2 separate regions of the Homo sapiens genome follow, and region 2 is linked to region 1. Evidence: read pairs that join two places in POLR2A ChIA-PET (ENCODE). Cell type or tissue: PC-9. All regions are shown on one strand.

Region 1 (2,500 bases):
AGGCGTGAGCCACCACACCTGGACCATCTTAATCATTTTTAAGTGTACAATTCAGTGGCATTAAGTACATTCACGTTGTTGTGCTACCATCACCACCATCTATCCACAGAAGTCTTTTATCTTTCAAAACTGAAACTGCAGCCATTAAACAATAACTCCCCATTCCCCTCTCCCTTCATGTAAGTGCAGTTATATAGTATTGTCCTTTTGTGACTGGCTTATTTCACTTAGCATGTTGTTCTCAAGGTTCATCCAGGTATAGCGTGTGCCAGAATGTCCTTACTTTTAATATTATGAATAATATTCCATTGTATGAATAGATCATATTTTATTATCCATTCATCTGTCAATGGACACTTGGGTTGCTTTCACCTTTTGGCTATTGTGAATAATGCTGCTGTGAACATGAGTGTGCAGATAATCTCTTCAAATCTCTGCTTTCAATTATTTTGAAATATATCCATCATGTACATGATTTTGTGTGGCTATAAGTTTTAATTTGGGGGGATAAATGTCAAGCTGTGAGATTATTAGATTGTGTGGTAAGTATATGTTTAGTTTTTAAAGAAACTGCCAGCCGGGCATGGTGGCTCACGCCTGTAATCCCAGCACTTTGGGAGGCCAAGGTGGGTGGATCATCTGAGGTCAGGAGTTAGAAACCAGCCTGGCTAACATGGTGAAACCCCATCTCTACTAAAAATACAAAAATTAGCCAGGTGTAGTGGCGCACACTTGTAATCCCAGCTACTCAGGAGGCTGAGGCAGGAGAATCACCTGAACCCAGGAGGTAGAGGTTTCAGTGAGCCGAGATTGAGCCATTGCACTCCAGCCTGGGCAACAAGAGTGAAACTCCATCTCAAAAAAAAAAAAAAAAAAAAAAAAGAAAGAAAGAAAGAAAGGAAGAAAAAAAGAAAGAAACTGCCAAACTACTTTCCAAAGTGGCCATTCCATTTTATATTCCTGCCAGCAATATGTGAAAGATCTAGTTTCTCTGTATCCTCACTAACATTCAGTGTTATCCCCATTTTTTTTAGCTGCTCTCATAGGTATGGTGACATATCATCATGGTTTTAATTTACATTTCCCTAATAGCTAATGATGTTGAATTTCTTTTCATGTGCTTCTAGAATTGCCATCTGTATACCCTCTTGAGTAAAATGTCTTTTGCTCATTTTCTAGTTGGATTGTTTGGTTTCTTTCACTGCTGTGTTTTGAGAATTCTTTGTATATTCTACATGTGAGCCCATTTTCTTTTTTTTTCTTTTCTTTTTTCTTGGAAACAGGATCTTGCTGTATCGCCCAGGCTGAGTGTACTGGCACTATCATAACTCAATGCAGCCTCACACTCCTGGCCTCAAGCAATCCTCCTGCCTTGGCCTCCCATAGCTACAGGAATAACCACGGGATGGGTTCTGGGACCTATTGCGCCCACCGTGAGACAGACCTGACCTAAAACTCCACCAATCACCTGATCTCTTTATGCCTCTGCTCTGACAGGTCACTGTGACATTTCGGGTCTCCAGGAATTGGTGTCAGCTCAGAGGCAGTGTTGAGTAATCCTTAAAACATCTGGATATTTCTCTGTCCTTGATGCATAGTCACCCTGGTAAATGGCTACAAGTACCTTTGGGGAAGGCTGAAAGGAAGATTAGCTGTACGTTTTTGGTAGTGTACCAATGCCTTTCCTGAGAGGGGACCCAGCCTGCCCTTCACTCGAGGGACTCTGGATCTGTGAATTCACTCAAGTCTGGGAATTGATTGAGGAGACATGACTCCCTCTTTTGGTGATTCAAGTCAGACTTCTGTTCACTAGGCCTAGATCTTTTCTGCCTATACAAATCCAGTAAGACTTCAGTAGGTTCTCCATCTCTTTTATTTCCAGAAACACCAAAGGTCAACACCAAAGGTCCTAGTGAGCCTGGCCATTCTGATGATTGTGTTTGTTCTACTGTCTATATGGTAACCATACCCAACTTCTGTTCAGTGATTAAGTGCCACCACATAGTGCCTGTCACCTCACTATCTTCATTGTGTTTAGTGTTTTTTGGTTGTTTTGTTTTTGTTTTTGTTTTTTTGTTTTTGTTTTTGTTTTTTTGTTTTTTGTGTTTTGTGTTGTTTTTTGAGACAGAGATTTGCTCTTATTGCCCAGGCTGTAGTGCAGTGGCATGATCGCAGCTCACTGCAGCCTCCGCCTTAGTGGTTCTCCTGCCTTAGCCTCACAAGTAGCTGGGATTACAGGTGCCTGCCACCACGCCCGGCTAATTTTTATATTTTTAGTAGAGACAGGATTTTAGCCTGTTGGCCAGGCTGGCCTTGAACTCCTGAACTCAGGTAAGCCACCTGCCTCGGCCTCCCAAAGTGCTGGGATCACAGGCGTGAGACACCGCACCCGGCCTAGTGTTTTAGTTTGATGGTAGCTGTTCCCTCTATATTTTTGACCTAAAGAGCCATGGCCACATGCAGTGGCTCACACCTGTAATCCCAACACTTTGGGAAGCTG
Region 2 (2,500 bases), 130 kb before region 1:
GCCCTTAACTTGTGGGATCTGACATTAATTCCGGGTAGACAGTATCAGAATTGAGTTAAATTGCAGGACATTCAATTACTATTCTGAGAACTGGAGAAGTGGCTGGTATCAGGTATCAGAAGGGAGGCATTGAGAGCAGTAGTAGGAAGGAGAATGGTTTACATTGCAGAGACACACAGGGAACTACTCTCTCGGGGCCAGCTCCACGAAGCTACCTGACCCAGGCCACAAATTTGGGGATCAGGGAGGCGAGAAGGAGAACATGGAGGAGACCACTTCTGCTTCTTTTTCTGACCTTGCCAACTCAGGAAAGCTATGTCACTGCTGCAAGAGTCAAATTTTTTTCCGTAAATTGGGATGCATGGAGACTACACTGTATGTCAAGGTGTAGTTACATCATGGTGGGTAATGCCACCTTGCGTAGGGGTTATGTCAAGGGGCACTTAGGCTAAGTGTAATTACAACAAGGTGTAGCAATGCCAAGGTTTGGATATGGCAAGGGATAGTTATGTCAAGGGACCATCGTAGTAAGGCGTAGTTATGTCAAGGTGGGTGCTATGGACTGAATTGTGTCTCCCCAGCCCCAAATTCATATGTTGAAGCCCTAATCCCCAATATAACTGTATTTGGAGATAGGGTTTTTAGCAGATAATTAAAGTTTAGTGAGGTCATAAGGATGGGCCCTCATTCAATAGAGCCAGCCTTTGATCTTGGACTTCCAGCCTCCAAGACTGTGAAGAATAGAAGTATGTTGTTTAAGCCACCCAGTCTCATGTTTTGTTACGGCGGCCCAAGCCGACCAAGATGGTGGGGTCATGCCAAGTTGCCATTAAGAGGTACCTGTGCAAGTGTGCCAAGGTAGGTTTGGGAGCCCAGGAAGAACTGTCATTACTGGATTGGCATCGTCAACCTGGCGGAAACCTGAACGGTGACATTCCTTCAGCCATGAGAGGAAACAACGCCACCACCTTTCCATTAAGGTCATGCAACTATTTCTCGCCGCAGAGCAAGGCTCTTTGGAAGGGAAAGTAACTGGGGCGCCCACTGGAAGCAGGATTGGGTTGAGAGCTAGGTCGGCCACCGAGCGCCCCACTGGGTGGCGCGTGGGCTCCGCGCGCAGGCAGGGAGGGCGGCCCTCGGTGGGGTCGACTGGGCGGAGCCGCCGCCTCCTATCTTCCCTTGAAGGCACCTGCGCAGGGGGACCCGCGGTGCCTGGGAGGGGAGGGGGACTTTCGCATGAAGCCCCTCCTTGTCAGTCCGGTCACCGCGCGCCCGCTCTGAAGCAGAACACCGGCTGGTGCCGGCGGCTTCCAGGGCGGCTGAGGGACCGTGGCCAGGAACATGGGCTCGCAGAGCTACGGGAGAAGGATCGAGACTGTCTGCACATTATTAGAAGCCAGCCTGTTTCCTTCTTCAGCCGCTGCTGTCTGATGTACGCCCAGATCTCTAGAAGCTTCCAGGGGCGCCCTGACTTCGCGGCTCCCACCCTCCTTCTCCAGGGCCCTCTGAGAGGCGTTTACACAGGCGTTTCTCGCACCCGGGGTCCTGTTATTCGGCCCTAGCCACTGATGAAATTCTGCCCCTGGGTCCGAGAAGGGGCTGCTCCAGCGAGCACCTACACCCCCCATCCTGGGCACATGCCGTTCCCTCTGTGCCTCAGTTTACTTCGCTGTGGACTGGTGGGTATGCAAAGATCCCCTCCAAGGACCTCCCAGGCCACTACCACCTCTGAGAGAGGGACAGAGGGAGAGCGGAGGGGAAATTCAAGAAGAGCCCCTGGACCACTTTCGTGCACTGAGAGGGCAGGTCGTGTCATGAGGTCCCCGTCAAACCCAGGGTCCATTTTCTTTTTCTTCTTTTTTTTTTTCTTTGAGACGGAGTCTCGCTTTGTTGCCCAGGCTACAGTGCAGTGGTATGATCTTGTCTCACTGCAACATCCACTTCCTGTGTTCAAGCTGTTCTCCTGCCTCAACCTCCCAAGTAGCTGGAACTACAGGTGCCCAACACCTTGCCCGGCTAATTTTTGTATTTTTTGTAGAGACAGGGTTTCGCCATGTTGCCCAGGCTGGTCTTGAACTCCTGAGCTCACGCCATCTGCCCACCTCGGCCTTCCAAAGTGCTGGGATTACAGATGCCTGCGCCTTCCCCTGGGGTCCCTGCTGAGCCAGGCTCTGCTGGTGTAGATTCATGAGACACAGATGTGGGAGAAGCTGAGATCTTCAGGAAAGGGCACAACCCTGGGAACACATGACTGCTGGGACAGCCATGGTGCTCAGCAAAAGTTCGAAGGCTTAGTTCTATTGCACACATATCTGCTGAGCATCCGCTGGGTGCCTGGCCCTGGACCAGGCCCTCCTGCTCTCAAGAACCTGGAAGGCAGGCGCAGAATGAGGCAGGGCCAGGGGCCTCACTTCTTAAGGTGAGGGGGTCACTGGTCCCAGCTGGAAGTGGAAGGCAGAGACTTACCAGGGGCCTCCTAGAAAGTGGGACCTCCAGAAAG

What was found. Peaks named below come from ENCODE experiments on the same cell type or tissue, not always from the same donor. Only the 100,000 strongest peaks of a DNase experiment are listed, where the experiment ranks them.
Region 2: POLR2A ChIA-PET joins it to region 1 with 14 read pairs; 4 of 35 experiments call an interaction of 5 or more read pairs at or near these places.

The regions. Positions count from the first base shown.
Region 1 is chr2:95,125,514-95,128,013 of GRCh38, forward strand. It overlaps a transcript of ZNF514 not described here. Among named protein-coding and RNA genes, the nearest start is that of MRPS5, 5.0 kb to the left of the region's middle. In PC-9, no CTCF peak of the experiment used is centred here; no DNase peak of the experiment used is centred here.
Region 2 is chr2:94,997,140-94,999,639 of GRCh38, forward strand. No RefSeq gene overlaps it. Among named protein-coding and RNA genes, the nearest start is that of MAL, 27 kb to the right of the region's middle. In PC-9, no CTCF peak of the experiment used is centred here; a DNase peak (open chromatin) is centred at 942; H3K4me3 peaks cover 705 bases; H3K27me3 peaks cover 34 bases.